2 separate regions of the Homo sapiens genome follow, and region 1 is linked to region 2. A link is a loop called in an ENCODE intact Hi-C map of the cell type or tissue named here. Cell type or tissue: natural killer cell. All regions are shown on one strand. Links, peaks and the distances in the headings refer to the core of each region. The heading gives the core; the rest is flanking DNA. Region 1 overlaps FUS (FUS RNA binding protein). Region 2 overlaps ITGAX (integrin subunit alpha X).

Evidence for each region. A loop is a pair of places that touch in the nucleus more often than their neighbours do. Peaks named below come from ENCODE experiments on the same cell type or tissue, not always from the same donor. Only the 100,000 strongest peaks of a DNase experiment are listed, where the experiment ranks them.
Region 1: a loop joins it to region 2, with 4 times the contacts of the local background. A loop is called at or near these places in 2 of 110 quality-filtered maps.

What each region holds. Positions count from the first base shown.
Region 1 is chr16:31,185,291-31,191,094 of GRCh38, reverse strand. It overlaps FUS (FUS RNA binding protein), which reads right to left. Exons shown (of 15, transcript NM_004960.4): 7 at 4,259-4,293; 8 at 2,738-2,770; 9 at 1,869-1,972; 10 at 1,301-1,430; 11 at 954-1,055; 12 at 697-820; 13 at 253-353; 14 at 1-132. Among named protein-coding and RNA genes, the nearest start is that of FUS, 8.1 kb to the right of the region's middle. In natural killer cell, for the core only: no CTCF peak of the experiment used is centred there; DNase peaks (open chromatin) are centred at 1,854 and 2,424; H3K27ac peaks cover 2,231 bases.
Region 2 is chr16:31,356,455-31,373,363 of GRCh38, reverse strand. ITGAX (integrin subunit alpha X) reads right to left here. Exons shown (of 30, transcript NM_000887.5): 3 at 16,636-16,739; 4 at 16,263-16,333; 5 at 16,000-16,111; 6 at 13,534-13,664; 7 at 13,299-13,444; 8 at 12,901-13,054; 9 at 12,151-12,301; 10 at 11,455-11,528; 11 at 11,160-11,289; 12 at 10,611-10,753; 13 at 10,289-10,429; 14 at 9,990-10,199; 15 at 2,150-2,280; 16 at 1,867-2,030; 4 more. It also overlaps the pseudogene LOC100422479. Among named protein-coding and RNA genes, the nearest start is that of ITGAX, 9.7 kb to the right of the region's middle. RefSeq lists an enhancer at 4,199-4,805. In natural killer cell, for the core only: no CTCF peak of the experiment used is centred there; DNase peaks (open chromatin) are centred at 8,043 and 8,713; H3K27ac peaks cover 1,680 bases.

The sequences.
Region 1 (5,804 bases), core at 852-3,351, 180 kb after region 2:
CAGGGCCAAAGCCACCTCTGTCCCCACCACCCCGGCCCCCTCGGAAGCCTCCACGGTCCCCGCCGCGGCCCCGGTAGCCGCCTCGATCATAGCCTCCTCTGCCACCACGACGATCATCCCCGTAGTTACCCCCTAGGACAAAAGAAACAAGATCTATCATATTCCCATTCCCCTATGTTCCCCGAGCCTCCCCGCTGAAAAATTAAGGATTCTTTGGTCCCAGCTCCCTAGCACCAGGTCTGCCTTTCTTACCCATGTGAGAGCCACCTGGTCCCCCTCCTGGGCCATCTGGTTTAGGGGCCTTACACTGGTTGCATTCATTCCTCCAAGAGAAGTTCATATTCTCACAGGTGCTAAGGAGAAAGGAAGACAATCAGTCTGGAGCGATGGGGAATAGGCAAGACCTAGAACTAGGAAGAAACTACGGTGACTTTAGAGATACAGTGAGGAAACTGAAGCTTCAGAAAGACAAAACGGCTTGCTTCTCAGAGTCAGGAACAAAAATCAGTATTACTGAACCCAATCCATTACCTTTCCCATTACATCAACCTTACCTAGGTAAGCTTTTGGCTAAATCTGACCCCAACAGTGTGGCCTTGACATTTACTTCTTTGGAAAACACGCACATACCTCAGTACCAATATATCAAAGAGCACGCATGCAAGAGAACTAAGAAAAAAATTAAGTTTCACTCACGGATTAGGACACTTCCAGTCACCAGCTCGCTGCTGTCCTCCACCGCCACCACCTCCACTGGGAAATCCTCCTCGGCCACCACCACCACTGCCACCACCTCCATAGCCTCCACGGCCCATGGGTCCTAATGCAGATAGACCAAGTATGGGTCTGCTCCCTCTCCAAGTTTGGTAAATCTAACCCATTCCATGCAAGCCTTTACCATCTTCTGCACTCTCCCCATTACCCCTCTGCACCACTAGCAGGTAGCTCCTCACCTCCTCGCCCTCGGCCTCCACGACCATTGCCACCACCCCGATTAAAGTCTGCCCGGCGAGTAGCAAATGAGACCTTGATAGGATTTCCGGAGAATTCTTTACCTAGAGAAACAAAAAATCATCAACAGACTTTAAATGCAAGACACATTAATCCGAAAATACAAGAGAAGCGTGCCTTTCTCAAATGGTTTATAATCTGCTGACACATAAGCAAAAATGAGACTACCTGAAACCGCAGCTAAAGTAAGTGTTGGAAGACTCAAAAGAACCCTCAAACTATGGCTTGTTTCCTAAGGCTTGCTGCCCTATATCCCCAGCCCCACCTCTGCCAGCCTTCTCATACATACCATCAAACCAGTCAATAGCTGCTTTAGCTGAAGGTGGGTCATCAAAAGAGACCGTTGCCTCTCCCTTCAGCTTGCCAGTTTCCCTGTCTGTGTACAAATTAATCATGGGCTGTCCCGTTTTCTTGTTTGTCTGAAGAAAGCAAAATGAGGTAACATCAATTTTAAAGGCTACAGTACTCCCTTTCCATCTTCTTCCTCTAGAACATGAGGTTTATAATTCCCAAACTTCAGCTCCCCTCTTCCCAGTTACTTCTTCCTACCTCACATGTAAACCTCCATTAAAGAAAACTGTCTCTCACTCCAATATTGAAAGATAAAACTAAAAGTTACTATAGAGTACAAATCTCAAGAGTTTAGGGTACTCTGATAAGTTATACTTTTTGTGTTAAGATAGAACTTCTCTTTTAGAAAACAGTAACTAAGGCTCTTTCCTCAACAAATTAAGCTGGCAACAACCACTAAGACTTGTTTTTACTGCTGGCAACCATTAAAGACTTGCTTTTACTAATGTGTGAAATCCACAAGCCTACAACACTGACAGAAAGCTCCCACTCCTCTCCACAAGTACCTTAATAATACCAATCTGCTTGAAGTAATCAGCCACAGACTCAATTGTAACATTCTCACCCAGGCCTTGCACAAAGATGGTGTTGTTGTCTGAATTATCCTGTTCTGCTTGTTGAACAGAGAAAATGCAAATGTGAAAAGGTAAAATAAAAAACACAGGAAAAAACCTAAAGCACCTAGTATCCATCAAGCAACTGGTATCATTTGGTTTATGGAAGACAACTAAAAAGAAATCCACATCCCTTTTGAGTCCCTATATGCCAGCCATGCTGATAAATTTCAGATTCAGTTTGACAATTATCCTTTGAAACATGTTAACACCCAGTATACAGTATGGAAACCAGGGCTCAGGAGTGAAATGCCCAACAAGACCACACAGAAAAGTCCATCAGTATTTATCAACTTTCAGTTGAAGGTCCCCGAATTAAATAAGAAACCCATTTTACATTCAAATCTAGTACACAAACATCAATACAACCTAAACAGGAGTTCAATGCTTTACTTCATGTGGTCAGGTCTTTCACTAGTTTTGTTCACCAACTTGGACATGATCCACATTTTGAAAGAACCACTGCTGTAAACCATCTGAGTGTGGTCCAGACGCATCAGCATCACTGGGGACTTGTTAGAAAGGTAGATTTTCAGGGTCCTCTCAGACCTAAATCACTGGGGGTGGAACCCACAAGCCAGGTATTTCTGAGAAATACTTCGTAACAAATACTTCTCACTGCTAACTAAGGACACACCTAACTCCCTTCCTTCTCTATCCCCATTTTTTTCAGTTTCCTTTTTATAATAGTTTCAAAGAACATCCAGGCAGTCTTGATACCACTTTAGCCACTCTTTTCATGCCACCACGTGTGAACTCACCGGAGTCATGACGTGATCCTTGGTCCCGAGGGCCTTTAGTGACATGGAAAAAAAGAACAAAAAAAAAACAAAAACAAGGAAAAGATGAGCCGTTAGTCAACAGGAAAAAACGGACAAGGAAAAAAATTAACACCAAATCCAAACTTGTAAAATATCAAGTAAGTGCTCACAGCCTCACTCCAAACCCTTTCCTGGGTCGCCTGCCCAGAGGAGAAAATTCTAGGCAGGCCCCTTAAGATCTGTAACTTGAGTCTCCACAGAGACAACTCCACACTTCAGCAAATGCTGCCTCCCCCAGCTCAGGCTGGGAAATGTCCTCAGCACAGGTGGCAGGGGAAACGGAGACCCATTAAAGTGAACAAACCAACTCAGCTTGGCCCGGTTCTCTCACCCGAGAGAAGAGAGATGGGCTCGCCACCAGCCATGCGATGTGCATCCATCCAGTTTCTCCCAACTTTACCACCAGACACTTAACCCTTGTGGAACAATTTTTAATTTCATCTTTAGAAACCATCCTTAAAACCGTGTTGTTTCCCCGAAACCACATGAAAATAAAAACCATACATAATAGCTATTGTATTTTTTAAGCATGTCCCAGGGAACAGACCAGAAATCTTATTTCCGTAATGCAGCCTCTATTTTGTTTTTCCAGAGACCATCTTTGACCAATGTTTATCTGAATTCGCCATATATAAATATTGTACCCACACGCAATGACACCTAAGTCATGAACCCACACCTTTGGCTTTAAATCTTGAAACAAATCAAGAAACCTTTTGTTAACCAAACCAGAAAAGTTCCAGCTTACTGGGAGACTTCTCAAATTTGTCATTTTTCCATGAATTCAGTTTGTGCTGTTTAAGACCTTCCTGGTCCACGAATTCAGTTTGTGCTGTTTAAGACCTGGTTATTTCCCATGAGCCACACATGCTTCCAATCTTTCTTGAAGTAGTGCACATGTTCCTTCCCAGAGCTAGTTTCTATTTGCCCATCTCAGTTAAGTCCATATACATAGAATTGCATTCATTGACACCATTCCGTACTTTATAAATGTATACCAACTTCACCATCCTCAGGGCAATGTTACATCCCTCTTCCAGAATTAAACATTCGGAGTTGTCTCCCACACACTCACACACACACAAGCCTTGGACACAACGATCAAAAGGATCCTAAAGCCAAGATGGCACCACGTGTTCCAGCACGCACTCTCCAGTTTCTCATGATGATGGTCACTAAGTGCCAGGTGTGGCAACGGCCCAGTCCAAGGCCTACTAGACCCCTCTTATTAACCTGGGGCAAACCCATTTGGTAAAAGATGACTATTGAGTCTTACCCCTACCTGCTCCAGGTTAGCACACACCAGGCAACAGGTGGCATTCTACCCTACCCCTTTCTGGAGGTGGTTCTGGACACCTCAAAACCTTTGACATTTAAATTAACACGCTAAGACATCTGCAAATGAACAATCAGACAAAGCATTGCTGGGAGTTGGGAATTTTGGAAACTCTGTTCACTTACCACCAAATTTATTGAAGCCACCACGGTCACTTCCGCTGGAGAAGACAAGTTAGAAGAAAGGACATGAAGCTTCCAACGGCTACAAAAGGTTGTTTTTTGATTTTGTTTAACATTCCCCAAACATGGGTAGGTGTTTTTGGAAAAAGATACAAGTGGCTACTAAAATACATCCCTTCCTGACCACCCCTTGTCTGACCTTTGAGCATGTCACACACACGTGTGCAATTTCTCAGACACAGTTTATAAAGATTTTGCTTTAAAAGGTTACGTTATCTATTTCCTCTGGAAAAAAAATAACCCATTTTCCTTGGTCGTTCTTCCGATGGAGCAGATGTTTTTTTTTCCTCTTGTCGCAAGTGGTTGACAACCAAGTAGTTGGTTTAAAAACCCTACCCCAATTTACCCAGAAGACATTTCACACCAGGCTGGGGTAGCCTTGAACACATTTTTGTGGTTTTTGCTTTGAAAGCAGCAAGCAGACCCAACCCCATTCCATAAAAAGTCAAAACCAAAGGCAACTTCCCCTTAAAGCAAGACAAACTTAGCTAAGCTCTGTCCTAACTACTGAGCTGTTTTTGATCTCCCCCAACCCCCGGGGTCACCCCTTCTACACTGCGAGAAGAGCGGAGTATTTTGCAATGTCACCTTTCATACCTGTGGCACATAAAATGCAGAGCAAGTTAACAGTCACATAACAGTTGTTTTTCTTTTTAAAGTTTTGCATTAAACACACGCACACATTTCCTCATTTTTGTTTTCCTCATTTTTGCACGTTTTTGAGATTGCCCCCACCCACCTCTGCATACTTACCATTTCCAAACTCGGTTTAAAAATCTACTTTTTCCAAAAACAGTAACACTGACATTCCTCCCCTTTTTCAAGGGAGACAGAGTAGGGTCCTTCAAATCTTATTTACCAACAGATTTGACAACTGTTTTAACATCAAATCTAAGGTTTTACTTCAAATCAACTTCAGCAGGAAGGAAAGAAGGTCCAGTTGGACAAGCTGATGAATTTTAAGTAACCAGGGGAAGGCAGACAGTGGAACAAATAGGTGGGAGACCACTGTCAAAGCATATTTTTGCCCAAAAGGTCTGCTTACTTCAGTCAGCTGGCCCCATAAACCAAGTCACACACAAAATCAATGTCGGTCAAATTAGTGCAAATCAAGCTCGTGGATTCAAATGACTATAGAAAACGGGAAGAGTAGCCAATTCCTGGAAGCTGAAGTCAGGTTAACCATTACCAACTCCCTAGAGGACACATGGGAATACACATACCAAGTTTCCCTACTATTTCCCAGGAGTGGGATCATCGGTTTCCCTTGCAGAGAAAGAAGTCTTCACTTCCATGTTTCTTGCCTAGGATATTAATGACTCCAATCCATACGTATCTATGTATGGTTTCTTTTTTTTTGGAAACAAGTATCATTACTCAAAATCTCTATTCAGTGGTATGGATGGGAGTTCAGGCTCCCAAGTTCTCACAAAAATAAAATGGGGATGTAAAAAGAAAGTCACTGCCCCCAAATCAAAGCCCTCACAGA
Region 2 (16,909 bases), core at 6,805-9,304:
CAGTCCTGCGGGGTGGGAGAAGGTGATGGTGGTTCCGTAGGAGTCTTCCCCGTCATTCCACACCATCACTTCTGCGTTCAGCTCCAGGTTACTCCCCACCAGCAGGGACTTCAAGCTGGGTATCAGGTGAAGGAAAGGAGAAGATGATTCTGTGACTGAGGCTAGAAATGGTCTGGGATAAAATGGGGTGGGTGGGGATTTGGGAGATAGACAGGGGACGGACCCCTGGGTTCTTCTTCTTCTTCTTCTTCTTCTTCTTCTTTTTTTTTAAGAGACAGAGTCCTGCTCTTTCACCCAGGCTGGAGTGCAGTGGTGTGATTATGGCTCACTGCAGCCTCCAACTCCAGAGCTCAAGCAATCCTTAAGCTTCAGCCTCCCAAGTAGCTGGGACTATAGGCATGCTCTACCACACTCAAGTGATGTTGTTGTTGTTGTTGTTGTTGTTGTTTTGTTTTTGTGGAAATGGGATCTCGCTCTGTTGCCCAGGCTGATCCCTAACTCCTGGCCTCAAAAGATCCTCCCACCTCGGCCTCCCAAAGTGCTGGGATTACAGGCGTGAGCCACTGTGCCCAGCCAAGACACCTGGGTTTTGACTATAGGATGAGACAATGTTAGGGAGAGCCAGAGGCAGGAGTCCCAGATTCCAGGAAGGAGGCTGGGGCAGTAGGGCAGGTCTAAGGTGGGGGCGCTCACCCTGGGAAGCTGAAGGAGATGCCGAGATTGTCCTGGCAGATATGGTCGGCTCCACAGTTCTTCTCAAAGGGTAGCTGCGTGGGAAGGCAACGGGGGGTTTTCTCCGAGACCCAGGCCCCACGCTGTGCACCCTCTCTGGGAGACCCAGTGCCAGGACTCACGGAGGCCGTGAAGTATCTCTGAGCATCGGCGGCCAGCATAGGCCGCAGGTTTCTGAAGGCAAGGAGGGGCTTGCCCACCAGCGTGAAGTTCAGACGCAAGGTAATGGGGGTCACAGAGTCCTCCACGCAGCTCTGGGGGACGGGCGTCGCGGGGAGCGGAGGGTAAGGGGAGGGTAAGAGCTGCGCTCGGCCTCATCCGCAGTTCTTATCCTGCCTCTGCCCAGCTCCCGCGCGGCTTCAGCTTCCTCCAGAGCCTGCTCAGCGTCACCGCCTTCAGGAGGCCTCCCTGACACCCTCTCTGTTCTCTCCCCTTGTTTGTCTTTGTTTTTTTCCTCCCCCCCCCCAGACCTCCCGATCAGCAATGACTGTTTTGGCCACCTATGCCCCTGGCCCCCAGGGCAAGGCCTGTCTCCCAGGAGCAGCTCGATAAACCCCTGTCCAGTGAATGCCTGAAAAAAAGCCCAGCCGGAAGCCCCAGAGCTCTCTCAGGTTGCCCAATTCTCTTTCCTGAAATCCAATCGTGTGGCCCCTGGAAATTGCAGCCGATCTCATCACTTGTTTGCTCGCTCACTCACTCACTGGCTAACGTGCAGTAAGCACGTCCTGCATGGCTGGTCCTGTGCTGGGCTGAGCCACAGGGAGGCCGGAACACAGCCTGTTCTCTCCCTGCCCTGCCTTCTGCCAGCCCCAGCGCGGCCGCCACCCACGTTCATGCCCAGACGCACCGGGAGCAGCAGGTTGAAGTTTTCACAGTGTGCCTTCAGCCCGAGGACTCGGACTCGGCTCAGACTCCGGTTCTTTGTTTCCTGGAAGGTGGCACGGGGACTCAGGCGGCCAGGGTCGAGGGCCAGGTCCAAGGTCACAGAGCTTTGGAGGTCACCTGTAGGCGGTCGCAGGGACGGCGTTGAGACAGGAACTCCTTGGGTGGACAATGAGCAGGGTGGGAGACAGGGGCCTGGGATGGGGGACTCCAGAGGTCAGGGTGTCCTGGGTTGGAGGGGAGGGGACTCACGGCTCCCAAGCAGGTTCTTAGAACGTTTGTCAATGTAAAGGCAGATGTTGGACTGTACCAGGGTCTGCTCAGAGACCACCTGCTCCCGACACTCAAACGCAGACCTGGGGATCTCGGCAGGTATGAACTGCATGCTCACCCCCACCCAGAGCACAGGTCTGGTCCTGCGGGCAGAGCACCGAGCTGAGGACAGGCCGTCGGCTCCTGGGAGCACCACGTGGGGTGGGCACCCCCATCTGAACCTAGGACCACCTGGGGAGCCTCTGAGAAAGGCTGCTCTCACCTGAGCAGGAGCACCTGGCCCCGGGCCCCCACAGCCAGGTCCACCAGTCCATCCTGGGTGAGGTCTTGACCCCCGCTCAGTGCCTGCCCAAAATACTGCAGCCTGGAGGAGAGCTGGGAGCCCGCGATCCGCTGGCCAGAGGAGAGAAGGGTGAATCAAGATGGAAAGTAGGGGAAGAAGTTGGAAATAAGTAACAAGGGGAATATGGAGGTAGGACCATCGGAAAGGGAGAGAAGGGGTGAGTTGTGAACAGATGTCACCAAGAAGAACCTGAAAAGAGGAGGTAGGAGTTGGGAGATGATTGCTAAGAAACAGATGTAAGAGTGGAGATAGGAAGGGTGTCCTGGTGACCCGAGTGTCATTCATTCGATCAGTCTCTAGTTCCAATTCTGACTCCTCCACGTATGAGCCACGAGGCCGTGGGCAAGGACTCAATCTGTCTGTGCCTCCGTTTCCTCATCTTTCATATAATGATACTATTAGCTCAGAGTTTAGCCATGCTCAGGAGAGGAATTCCTACGGTTCTTAGAACAGCACCCAGGATACAGCCAGCAGTCAATAATATATCACAATGAGTATTAAGGCTGAAAGGGACCTCAGAGTTTGTCCAACCTCACCTCCCTCGTTGCAAAGATGCAGGAGAGAGGTTGGGGACAGTGTCAACCCCAGGTAGCCTTTAAGAGGCTGACTGCAGACCTAACACCAGACCGTCCAACCCCAGGCCCAAGTCCCCTTTTTGTTTCTTGCTGTCACTCTGTCTCTTCAAAGGACAAGAAAAAGCCGCGGTGGGGTAGGGAGTGGTCGCACCCACACCCAGATCCACCCTCCCAGGCACTGCCTCCCCTGTAGAACCTATCACCTTCATTCCCAGTGCTCATGTTATGCCCAATCCCTGGAAGAATGTGCCCTTTAAATCTCTGTGCACCCTGGAACTAGCAGCCATTAAAAGTGATAATAATGGCTGGACGCGGTGGCTCACACCTGTAATCCCAACACTTTGGGAGGCCGAGGCGGGTGGGTCATCTGAGGTCAGGAGTTCCAGACCAGCCTGGCCAACATGGTGAAACCCCGTTTCTACTAAATAAACAAAAATTAGCTGGGCATGATGGCACATACCTGCAATCCAAGCTGCTCAGGAGGCTGAGGCAGGAGAATCACTTGAACCCGGGAGGCAGAGGTTGCAGTGAGCGGAGATTGCACCACTGTGCTCCAGTCTGGGTGACAGAGCGAGACTCTGTCTCAAAAAAAAAGGTAATAATAATGGGCAGGGCACACTGGCTTTGTGCCTGTGGTCCCAGCTACTCAGGAGTCTTTGGCAGGAGGATCTCTTCAGTCCAGGAGTTCGAGGCTGCAGTCAGCTATGATTGCGCCACTGAACTCCAGCCTGAGTGACATGATGAGATTCTGTCTCTAAAAAATAAAAATTAAAAAAAAGAAAAGAAAAAAAGGAATAATAACAAAATAAAAAGAGAAATTTACCAATTACTGAGGGAGTCTAGAAAGGCTAGGTGTACCCCCTCTAAATCTAAAAGTTCAAAAATAAAAATAAAATATTTGATTGGTAAAAAATGCTAACAATCGTTTAAGCCTTTAGCAAGGCATAATCTTTTTGCTGGTGGAGGGTCTTGCCTGATGGTGACACGGCTGACTGATCACAGTGGCAACTGCTGGAGGTTGGGGTGGCTATGGCAATTTCCTAAAATAAGACCGTGAGGAAGTTTGCTGCCTGGATGGACTCTTCCTTTCATGAAATTTCTCTGGAGCATGCGATGCTGGTTGATAACATTTGGCCACAGTAGAGCTTCTTTGAAAGTTGGAGTCGTCCGGGAGGTGAGGGGCGCCTCTGCCCGGCCGCCCCTACTGGGAAGTGAGGAGACCCTCTGCCCGGCCAGCTGCCCCGTCCGGGAGGGAGGTGGGGGGGGGGGTCAGCCCCCCGCCCGGCCAGCTGCCTCGTCCAGGAGGGAGGTGGGGGGGTCAGCCCCCCGCCCGGCCAGCCGCCCCGTCCGGGAGGTGAGGGGCACCTCTGCCCGGCCGCCCCTACTGGGAAGTGAGGAGCCCCTCTGCCCGGCCACCACCCCGTCTGGGAGGTGTACCCAACAGCTCATTGAGAACGGGCCATGATGACAATGGCGGTTTTGTGGAATCGAAAGGGGGGAAAGGTGGGGAAAAGATTGAGAAATCGGATGGTTGCCGTGTCTGTGTAGAAAGAAGTAGACATGGGAGATTTTTCATTTTGTTCTGTACTAAGAAAAATTCTTCTGCCTTGGGATCCTCTTGATCTGTGACCTTACCCCCAACCCTGTGCTCTCTGAAACATGTGCTGTGTCCACTCAGGGTTAAATGGATTAAGGGCGGTGCAAGATGTGCTTTGTTAAACAGATGCTTGAAGGCAGCATGCTCGTTAAGAGTCATCACCACTCCCTAATCTCAAGTACCCAGGGACACAAACACTGCGGAAGGCCGCAGGGTCCTCTGCCTGGGAAAACCAGAGACCTTTGTTCACTTGTTTATCTGCTGACCTTCCCTCCACTATTGTCCTATGACCCTGCGAAATCCCCCTCTGCGAGAAACACCCAAGAATGATCAATAAAAAAAATAAAAAATAAAAAAATAAATAAAAAATAAAAAATAAAAAAAGAAAGTTGGAGTCAATTCTCTCAAATTCTATGCTGATTTATCAACTACGTTTATATAATATTCTTTTTTTTTTTTTTTTTGAGACACACTTTCACTCTGTCGCCCAGGCTAGAGTGCAGTGGTGTGATCTCGGCTCACTGCAACCTTTGCCTGAGGGGTTCAAGCGATTCTCCTGCCTCAGCCTCCTGAGTAGCTGGGATTACAGACATCTGCCACCACACCCAGCTAATTTTTTTAGTAGAGATGTTTAGTAGAGAGGTTTCCCTATGTAGGCCAGGCTGGTCTTGAACTCCTGACCTCAGGTGGTCTGCCCACCTCAGCCTCCCTAAGTGCTGGGATTATGTAATATTCTTAATCTTGTGTTGTCATTTCAACAATATTTATATCATCTTCACCAGGAATAGATTCCATCTGAAAAAAAAAAAAAACACTTTCTTTCCTCATCTGTAAGAAGCAGGTCCTCATCTGTGCAAGTTTCATCATGAGACTGCAGCAATTCAGGCTCCACTTCTAATTCTGGTTCTCTATTTCCACACATCCGCAATCACTTCCTCCCCTGAAGCCTTGAGCCACTCAAAGTCATCCATGAGAATCAGAATCAGCTTCTCCCGAACTCGTGTTAATGTTGATATTTTGACCCCCTCTGATGAATCATGAATGTTCTTAATGGCATCTAAAATGGTGAATTTTTTTCCAGAAGGTTTTCAATTGACTTTGCCCAGATCCATCAGAAGAATCACTATCTATGGCAGCTATAGCCTTATGAAATGTATTTCTGAAATAATGAGACTTGAAAGTCGAAATTACTCCTTGGTCCATGGACTGCAGAATGGGTGTTGTGTTTGCAGGCATGGAAACAACACTAATCTCCTTGAACATCTCCATCAGAGCTCTTGGGTGATCAGGTGCACTGTCAATAAGCAGCAAACTTTGGAAAGAAATCTATTTTTCTGAGCAGCAGGTCTCCAGAATGGGCTTAAAACACTCAGTCAAGCATGCTATAAACAGATGTGCTGTCACCCCAGCTTTGTTCCATTTCTAGAGCACAAGAAGGGTGGATTTAGCATCATTCTTCAGGGCCCTGGAATTTTCCAAATGGTAAATGACCACTGGCTACAACTTGAAGTCCTACCAGCTGCATTAGCCTCTAACAAGAGAGTCAACTTGTCCTTTGAAGCTTTGAAGCCAGGCATTGACTTCTCTGAAAGTCCTAGATGCCATCTTCTTCCATCGAAGGCCATCTCATCTACACTGAAAACCTGTTGTTGAGTGTAGCCACCTTCATCAGAGATCTTCTGGAGAACTTGCTGCGCCTTCTCCATCTGTACTTGCTGCTTCACCTTGTACTTTTATGTTGTGGAGATTGCTTCTTTCCTTAAACCTCATGAACCCTGCTGACTTCCACCTCTGCTGACTTCCAATTTTTCTTCTGAAGCTTCCTCACGTCTCTCAGCCTTCATAGAACTGAAGAGCATTCGGACCTTGCTCTGGATTTGGCTTTGGCTTAAGGGGATGTTGTGGCTGGTTTGATCTTCTATCCAGATCACTCAGACTTCCTTCATATCAGCAATTAGGCTGTTTCACTTTCTTATCATTCATATGTTCACTGGAGTAACACTCTTAATTTCCTTCAATAACTTTTTCTTTGCATTCAGAATTTGGCTGTTTGGTGCAAAAGGCCTTCAGCCCATCTTGGCTTTTGGCATGGCTTCTTCACCAAGCTTAATCATTTCTAGGTTTTGATCTAAAGTGAGAGATATGTGGCCAGACGTGGTGGCCCACGTCTGTAATCCCAGTGCTTTGGGAGGCCAAGGCAGGCAGATCACTTAGAGTCAGGAATTCCAGACTAGCCTGGCCAACATGGTGAAACCCCATCTCTACTAAAAACACAAAAATTAGCCAGGCATGGTGGCACCCACCTGTAATGCCAGCTACTCAGAAGGCTGAGGCAGGAGAATCACTTGAACCCCAGAGGGGGAAGTTTCAGTGAGCCAAGATCACACCAGTGTACTCCAGGCTGGGTGACAGAGTGAGATCCTGCCTCAATAAATAAATAAATAGTGAGAGACATGTGACTCTTCCTTTCAGTTGAACACTTAAAGACCATTGTAGAGTTATTATTTGGCTTAATTTCAATATCATTGCATTGCAGGGAATAGGGAGGCCACAGGAGAGGGAGAGAGAGACAGGGGAGCTATCAGTGGTGGAGCAGTCAGAACACACACATTTATGAAGTTCGCCTTCATATACGGACGTGCTTCATGGTGCCCCAAAAAGAGGACAATAGCAACATCGAAGATCACTGATCACAGATCACCATCACAGACATGATAATTACAAAAAAGTTTGAAACATTGTGAGAATTACCAAAGTAACACGGAGACACAAAGTGAGTGCATGCAGCTGGGAAAACAGCACTGATAGACTTGCTCAGTGCAGGGTCGCTGCATACCTTCAGCGTGTAAAAAATGCAGTATCTGCAAAGCGCATAAAACAAGGTATGCCTGCATGTGATGGGTTGTGGGAATTGGTACGAACTGTTTGCAGTTTCATGACAACACGTGGGCCCTTGTTATTCTCAACAGTCTTTCACCCTCTTCTTTAGATTCCCCTTCAGGTGTTAAACTATGTGTTTTTTGTTTGTTTGTTTGTTTAGAGATGGAGTCTCACTCTATCACCCAGGCTGGAGTGCAGTGGCGCAATCTCAGCTCACTGCAACCTCCGATTCCTGGGTTCAAGCCATTTTCCTGCCTCAGCCTCCCAAGTAGCTGGGATTATAGGCATGCGCCATTACGCACAACTAATTTTTGTATTTTGGGTAGAGACGGGGTTTCCCCATGTTGGCCAGCCTAGTCTGGAACTCCTGACCTCAAGTGATCTGCCTGCCTCAGCCTCCCAAAGTGCTGGGATTACAGGCGGGAGCCACCGCGCCTGGCCAGTTGTTAAACTATCTTAATGATAATTAAAACAGATTATAACAACATGATACCTATTGTGTGCCAGGCACTTCATGCATACTAACTCATTTAATCCTCACAGCAGCAGCTCAATAAGGTTGGTTCTATTAGTATCACCATTTTACCAGTGAGAAAACTGAGCACAGAGAGGGTGAGTTACCTGTCAAAGATCACACAGCTGGTGTGTGACAGAACTGCAGGGACCTTCCTTGGCACTTTTTTCTTTTTGGTAACAGCTTTTTTGAGCTATAGACCACATAGCACACAACTCACCCCTTTAAAGTATATGACTTAGTGCCTTTTGGTATGTTTAGAGAGTTGTGAAACCACTACCACAATCAATTTTAGAACATTTCCACTACCCCAAAAAGAGACTCCACACCCATTAGCAGTCACCCTCATGCCCCTGACTTTCCCCCACACCCAGCCCTGTGAAACTGCTCATCTACTTTCTGTCTCTACAGATCTGTCTGTTCTGGACATTTGGCCTGAATACATGTGGCCTTCTGTGTTTGGCTTCCCTCACTTAGCATGTTTTATAGGTGGAATTGCCAGATCACATGGCAACTCTATGTTTAACTTTTTGTTTGTTTGTTTGTTCGAGACGGAGTTTTGCTCTTGTTGCCTAGGCTGGAGTGCAGTGCCGCGATCTCGGCTCACCACAACCCCCACCTCCCAGGTTCAATAGATTCTCCTGCCTCAGCCTCCCAAGTAGCTGGGATTACAGGCACCCACCACCATGCCCAGCTAATTTTTTTTTTTTTTTTGTATTTTTAGTAGAGATGGGGTTTCACTGTGTTGGCCAGGCTAGTCTCAAACTCCTCAGGTTATCCACCTGCCTCGGCCTCCCAAAGTGCTGGGGTTACAGGCATGAGCCACTGTGCCCAGCCTATGTTTAATGTTTTGAGGACCTGCCATGCTGATTTCCAAAGCAGCTGCGTGGATTTACATCATCCCCAGCATGGGGGAGGATGCCCGGTTCTCCACATCCTCACCAACACCTGTCATTATCCGCCTTTGTTTCTAGCCATTCTAGTAGGTGAGAAGTGGCATCTCATTATAGTTTTGATTTGCTGATGACTAATGACATTGAGAATCATTTTATGCACCCATTGGCCCTTTGTACCTCTTCTTTGGAGAAACGTCTACCCTATCCAAATCCTTTGCCCTTTTTTTTTTTTTTTTTTTTTTTTTGACACGGGATTGTGCTCTTTCACCTGGGCTGAAGTGAAGTGACGCAATCATAGCTCACTGCAGCCTCAACCTCCTGGGCTCAGGTGACCTCCCACCTCAGCCTCCCGAGTAATTGGGACTACAGTTACTACAGCACCACAATGCCTGCCTAATTTTTAAAATTTTTTCTAGAGATGGGGTCTCCCTATGTTGCCCAGACTGGCCTGAAACTCCTGGCCTCAAGTGATCCTCCTGCCTCAGCCTCCCAAAGTGTCGGAATTACAGATGTGAGCCACCTGGAGCAGCCCCTTTGCCTATTTTTTAACAGAGCTTTCTTGACTTTTGCCAAGAAAAGCAGCCCTTCGTTCTCAGGGAACCCTGCTCCCTTGGGGTGGAGGGCGGCTGCAGGGATGGGCATTTGGTGGGACCTTGATGGCAGGAAGGGAATAAAATCATGTAGCATCCAGGGAGGAGAGGGGCGAGTGGAAGGGAAGGTTGAAATGACTGGACCTAAGTGGTGAGCAGCAGGGAGCCGGGAGACTGCACACCGGGTTAGAGGTCAGGAGGCCGGAGTGCCCTTCACCATCTCGGACCCACTCTGAACCTCCAACAAACCAAGGCCCTTGTCTTCCTAGTGTCCCAGATTCCATCTGTAAAATGGGTTTTCTGTGCCTGACCTGTGTACCTTGTAAAACTGGCAGGGGCCTGGGCATGGTGGCTCACGCCTATAATCCCAGCACTTTGGGAGGCCGAGACAGGCAGATCACCTGAGGTCAGGAGTTCAAGACCAGCCTAGCCAACATGGCGAAAGCCTGTCTCTACTAAAATACAAAAAATAACCGGACATGGTGGTGCATGCCTGTAATCCCAGCTACTCTGGAGGCTGAGGCAGAGAATCGCTTGAACCTGGGAGGCGGAGGTTGCAGTGAGCTGAGACCACGCCACTGCTACAAGGTGCTCAGAGCTGGGCAAGGGAGGTAGGAAAAGGTAAAAAGGGACAGTTTTCCAGTATGACAGAGTGGGAGAGGCAAGAAGCAGGCTGCTCTAGTGACAGAAATGGGACACGGCCTCACCTGGCTGTGGGAGGGGCTGATGCTGGGTCCCAAGACTCCGTGAAACAGGTAGACAGCACCCCGGTTCTCCTCCTCTCCTGGGGCCCCGATGACCACGTCTGTCAGCTTGTCCCCATTCACATCCCCCAGCACTGTCAGAGCCGCCCCAAAGCGACCCCAGGGGTGGCCCTGCTCCCCGTAGAGAACAGCATCACACCACCACCTTCTCCACTGCAGAAAAAAAGCAGTGCCAGGCCCAACCCGGGCAACCCCTCCACCCACACCAGACCCCACCCACCCCAGGCCCATCAGCCACTCACCCCCCTGGGCAAGGGACACACAGACACCTGGCCCCCTCGGGTCTGCTCGTAGTAATGGGGGGCCCCGATGAGGACCAGGTCGGTGCTGCCGTCGCTGTCTACGTCCACGGAGCAGAGGGAGGCCCCGAAGTAGGAGCCGATCTGAAGGGCAGAGCCTGGGTCATGCTGCCTGTCCCTGCCAGAGGCAGCCCTGTGGGCCAGGTCCCACCTCTCCCCAGGTACCAGGACCTCCCCCAAGGCCCTCAAAGCCCCTCCATCCTCTCCTCTGCCCCAGCCACCTCCCCTACCCTCATCCTCCCCTCTGGCTCCTGTCACGCCCAACCTGAGTCCCCGTGACTTCGGCCTTCATCCTCCATTGCCTGGACACCTGGGTGAAGATGACAGCCTTCCCGGTGTGCTGGTAGCGGGGGGCCCCCAGGACCAGGCTCTGCACCCCTTTCCAGAGGGCCAGCTCGGTGGAGTAACCTGAGGGGCCCAGGCCTCAGCACAAAGGCCCCCATTCCCCCTCCCCAGAACCCTGGACCCCCACCCCGGGCAGCACAGCACCATCTCCCCTCCCCAGAACCCTGGACCCCACCCTGGGCAATGCAGCCCCCATCCTCTCTCCCCAGAACCCTGGAACCCACCCCAGGCAGCACAGCGCCCATCCCCTCTCCCCAGAACCCTGGACCCCCACCCCAGGCAGCACAGCCCCCATCCCCCCTCCCCAGAACCTGGAACCCACCCCGGGCAGCACAGTGCCCATCCTCCCTCCCCAGAAGCCTGGACCCCACCCTGGGCAGCACAGCCCCCATACCCCTTCCCCAGAACCCTGGACCCCACCCTGGGCAGTGCATCTCCCACCTGTCCCCAACCCCTGGCTGTTTCTCACCCAGGTAAGAGTCCCTCATGTCCACATTCTCCTGAGACATGTTGATGAAGGTAGGGCTCATATTTGGGGGGTACAGGAAGGCACCTCCAGACCAGGTGAAGCTCCCCACAGCCCCCAGAACGGGGCCATCCTGGGAGAAAAGGATTCCAGGGCTGAGCAGAGGCCGGAGCAGGAAGACAGCATGTACCAGAGATATGCCTTCCGCCTGCGCCTCTTACCCACCTGACACCCACCCTGGCCTTCCCTGCTCCCCCTCCCCTCACGGCACATCATCGGCCTAAGGGGCCCCACTCACAGGTGTGAACACAGCGCTGAAGCCCTCCTGTGCCATCTCCAATTCGAAGGAGCTACTGCTTGTGGTCTCCGTACCTGGGGGAAGGCATGACGCTTGAGTGCCAGGGAGGGAGACGGGCTTTGCCAGGTCCAAGAACACTTCAGCTTTAGGAGAAGCTAAGACTGGAGGCTACAGGGAGAGCTGGTGCCTGTGACAGGGACCAGGCTCTGCCCTCCAGATCAGCTCCGACTTCGGGGCCCCCCTCTGCTCCATGGATGTGGACAGCGATGGCAGCACCGATCTGGTCCTCATCAGGGCCCCCCACAGGTCTACAAGCAGACCCGAGGGGGCCAGGTGTCCGTGTGCCCCTTGCCCAGGGGAGTGAGTGGCTGGTGGGATGTGGGCTGGGTAGGGCCCGGTGTGGGTGGAAGGGTCTCCTGGGTTGGGCCTGGCACTGCTTTTTGTTCTGCAGTGGAGCCGGTGGTGGTGTGAGATCACTCTCTGTGGGGAGCAGGGCCATCCCTGGGGCCACTTTGGGGCAGCTCTGACAGTGCTGGGGGACGTCAGTGGGGACAAGCTGACAGACATGGCTATCGGGGTCCCGGGAAAGCAGGAGAACCGAGACGCTGTCTACCTGTTTCACGGAGCCTCGGGTTCTAAGTGGAAAGGTGTTAACGGCTGAGGATTCCCCAAGCGAAGAGCTCCCTTCAGACTCACCCTCAATGGCAAAGATCTTCTCCTTCAGTTGGTTTTGAATATCTTTCAGAGCATCAAAGTCCTCCACTTTAAATATGTGTTCCTGGGAGGGCTTCGATGCAATGTCATTTAATTCTTTCCAAGAATTTCTGTTTTGAAAAGCTAATCCAACCTGTCCCCAGAAAAGATCAACTCAGTAAAAATAATAAATCAAATGTGCCTGTGTGCACTGGGTGCAACATCTTCCAATAACCCCACAAGATCAACATGATCACACCCGGTGGACACAGGAGAAACACGAAGCCCGGACAGCATCAGGGAGTTTAGGAGAAAGGATCATGGTCTCCAGTCTGGGGCAGAGTTTTCATCCTTAAGGCAGTAAGAGCCGAGAGAGCTGGTGTTTCTATCCTTGAAAGGGATGTTGTTGGCGGTGGTTCACGCCTGTAATCCCTGTGCTTTGGGAGACCAAGGTGGCAGAATTGCTTAAGGCCAGGAATTTGAGACCAGCCTGGGCAACATAGCAAGACCCCATCTCAACCAAAAAGAAAATAGCCAGGCTTGATGGCACACACCTGTGGTCCCAGCTACTGGGGAGGCTGGGGTGGGAGGATCACTGGAGCCCAGGAGTTCAAGGCTGCAGTGAGCTAGGATTGCACCACTTCCTGGGTGATAGAGCAAGACCCTGTCTCAAAGAGAAAAGAACATACACAGAAAGGGGAGTTGCCCTGAGAGGAAGCCGTGGGAGAAGTGGGAAGCCATCCCACGCCCTACCCCAATTGCATAGCGGATGATGCCTGCTGCATCAGCCATGGGGATGACATCCTTATAATCCAGGCTGTCGCCTTCTTTCTTCCCATCAGTGATGACAATGAGAATTTTGGCGGCATCCCTACGGGCCCCATATGAGGCATGGAACAATCGGTGCCTATCAGGAAAGGAGAGGTCTTAGAGGCCTGTGAACCAAACCACACTAGCCCCTGGTGCCCTTGTGAAAATTAGAAGATGCCTTTTCCTTTGGGAGGCCCCAGTCCCACCCAGAGGCCCCAGCTTGGCAAGGGTATCACGGGCTGGATTTTGGTCCCTGCCTGTCCCCTTCTCGTGGAGACAGATGAGGCCCAAGGGAAGACCTGGGTGCTTTGGGACTGTGCCTGGAAGAAATCAGGACTCACACGACATTTTGGATGGCGGTGGCCGTGTATGTAAACCCTTGCAGCTGGTGAACAGAAGCCAACAGGCTGAGGGGGTTTGAGCTGCGCCTGAATTCCTCGAAAGTGAAGTGTGTTTGGAATTTGTTGGAGAACTGCATCAGGGAAAACTGGGAGAAGCACACAGGGCTGGGGCTGAGGCCATTTCACCAGGATCGAAGCACCCACCCCCAGCAGCCTCCCTCCCCCAAAGGCACACCTGGGTGCTGGGTCTCTGGAACTGGCTTATCACAGCTCTCACGAAGTTCATCATCGTGGCAAAGTTGCGGGAGGAGATGCTGCCTGAGCCATCGATCAGGAACACAATGTCCTGCTCCTGTCTTGGGCACTCTGGGGAAGGAGGTGGCACCGGTCCTCCAAGTGACACTCCTGGAGTCCAGGACCGTGGCCTCCTGGCCACAAGAGCTCACTCTCCCAAAACCCTTCCTCCCCTAAGCCCCTAGTCTGGCGATGGGAGTCAGGCTCCACACCCTGGGTCCTCTCCTCATCAGGGGCAGAGCTTCCCTAACCCCTTGCCTGGAACAAGGCCCTTCATTCTCTTAAAGTTGCCTAAAGAGGCTGTGATGAGCCAGGCGTGGTGGCTCACGCCTGTAATCCCAGTACTTTGGGAGGCCGAGGGGGGCGGATCACGAGGTCAGGAGATCGAGACCATCCTGGCCCACATGGTGAAACCCCGTCTCTACTAAAAATACAAAAATTAGGTGGGTGTGGTGGCACGCGCCTGTGGTCCCAACTACTTGGGAGGCAGAGGCAGAATTGCTTGAACCTGGGAGGTGGAGGTTGCAGTGAGCTGAGATCGCACCACAGCACTCCAACCTGGCAACAGAGTGAGGCTCCATCTCAAAAAAATAAAAAATGAAAAAGGCTGTGATGAAGCTGCTCAGCCCCATCAACAAAAGAGTGAAGGTCAGACTGGGTGCAGTGACTTACTCCTATAATCCAAGCACTTTGGGAGGCCTAGGCAGGAGAATTGCTTGAGCCCAGGATTTCAAGATCAGCCTGGACAGCATAGTTAGACCTCACATCTACTAAAAATTGTTAAAAATCAGCTGGGCATGGTAGCTCTTCTCTGTGGTCCCAGCTACTCTGGAGGCTGAGGTGGGAGGATCACTTGAGCCCAGGAGTTGGAGGCTGCAGTGAGCTGTGATTGTACCACTGCACTCCAGCCTCAGTGACAGAGTAAGACTATCTCTAAAAAAAAAGAAAAAAAAAAAAACCAGGAAGATTTCTCCAATTCAGACGGTAGGAAGCAGAGGGCCTACCCCTCCACCACCCTGGATATCTGTGCCCCTCCCTGGACCCACCCCTCCTTCCTCCCTCAATGTCACCCCATCCAGCAATGACACAAACTGGCACCAGTCCCTAGCCAGTGTTTGTCCTCACTGCTCAGTGCTGAATGGTAGTTTTGTTAAATTTCTTTTTTTAATTGAGATGGAGTCTCACTCTGTCACCCAGGCTGGAGTGCAGTGGTGTGATCAAAGCTCCCTACAGCCTCCAACTCCTGGGCTCAAGCGATTCTCCTGCCTCAGCCTCCCCAGTAGTTAGGACTAGAGGTATGTAACAGCATGCCAAGCTACTTTGTATTTTATATTTATTTTTTGTAGAGATGAGGTCTCACTATGTTGCCCAGGCTGGTCTCAAACTCCAGGCCTCAAACAACCCTCTTGCCTTGATTGTTAATATTTTAAACAAATCATCCCAGGCAACAGCCACACACTGGGCCTGTTCTGTTCTCAGCTTAAATACAGGCCCCCACTCCCCTCCTGTGTGAAGTTAGCATCTGTCCTGAGAAGAGACGATCTTCCAGCACCTGGAGAGGAAACCCCCTTCCATGTGACCTCTCAAGCATCCCCTCTGCCCCAGAGGCCTCCACCGGAGAGACAGGTGTCCTGGGCATTCTGATGGGTGCCCAGGCCCCTGTGGATGGAGTCTGGACCCACGGAGGTGCTGGAAGGCACACCCTATTTGCAGCCAGATGTCAGTCTCACCAAAGGCTTGAGAGCAAATGTGAAACCAGGGGGAGGCCTCAGCCTGCCAAAGCCCACTGTTTTGCTTCCTTATCTTTCTTCCCCATCAGCACCAGGGAAGTCAGGCCCTGCGTCTCAACCTGCATGTGCACACGCACACACACATACATGCACACACATGCATGTACATGTGTGCATGTGCACATGTATACACATGCATACATATACACACATGTACACACACACACGTTGCTCACACTGCACTTTCACTGACCTTTCCTAAACTACGGCACAAACCAATTGGTCATATCCCAGGACCCATTGGATGAAAATAGATCCTCTCCTCTAAAAATAACAACAGCTGGCCTTCATGGGGCTGTCGCCTGGTGCTAGCTGCTGTGCTAACCCCTGGCCATGAATCATCCTGTGTTGCTTTCAGTGCTGGGTGTGTTATTATCCCCATCCAACAGATGAAGAAACTGAGGCTTGGAGAGGTTAAGGTCACAGGAAAGGTCCGGCAGCGTGCGGGCGATCGGCAGGATGTGCGGGCAGCAGCGTCAGGAACCACTGCAACACGTGGTAACTCTTTTTCCAGATCCCTTCTTTCTGATCCACTCTGGCAAGACTGTCTCTAGCCCACCGCACCCCCAATTGGATGTGCGTGAGCTCCTCAAAGCCTTGGTGGTCCCGACACTCACCCTGCCTGGACACCGGGAGCCTCTGGGTGAGCTGGGTGGGGCCCAGGAGGAAGCAGAGTCCGGTGAGGTACATGTTCCTCCCGCACTCGTGGTGCACGGTGGGGCCGCAGGCCTGGGGACACAGCGGGCTGCTGGGGGGCTGCCCCTGCTTCCTCCCACCCTCACATTCCGGAACCTCCACCCTACAGGAGACTCCCAGCCCCCCGCGGCCCCGGCTCCTCCCTCCCTCCCTCAGAAGCCTCCTGTGACCCAGGGCCACTCACCAGCAGCTGGGAAGGGCTGGTGGTAGACGCCAGGGACAGGCCCAGGGACATGTTCACGGCCTCCGGGGGCACTGTGGGGACAGATATGTGCATGGTCACTCTCGGGGGTACAGAGAAGGCTGTGGAAGAGCTGGGCAGGGGTCACCTCCACCTGGGAGACAAGGAGGTCTGACGGTGAAGGAAGCTGTCGGGTCTTGACAGAGCTGCGGGAGTGCGATGGGCGGGGAGGCCTTAAGGGGCCAGGAAGCATATCTGAGGGTGAGGGTCTCAGACACAGTGGAAGCTGAAAGTGACACTCCGGTGAGTCCACGGGCCCCTGGAGCAGGGAAGCCTGGGAGCCCGGCCCTGGGTCCCGGGAGGGGCGGTGACTCACCCTGCAGGCCGATGGGCTCACAGGCACCAGTGCTGTAGCCACACTGGTAGAGGCCACCCGTTTGGTTGGCAGCTGTTATCTTTTGGGGGGCTCCAACCACCACCCTGCGAGGAGACAAAGAACACTTTAGGTAAGAGTGTGGACGCTGCAGCACAGCTGCCACTCCGGCAAGTTTGCGTTCCCTCCCTGAGCCTCAGCTTCCTCATCTGCAAGATGGATTTTAATAATTTAAAGTCCATGTGGAAGGGATTTCTGTCTGTTGGATTCTCTGGCG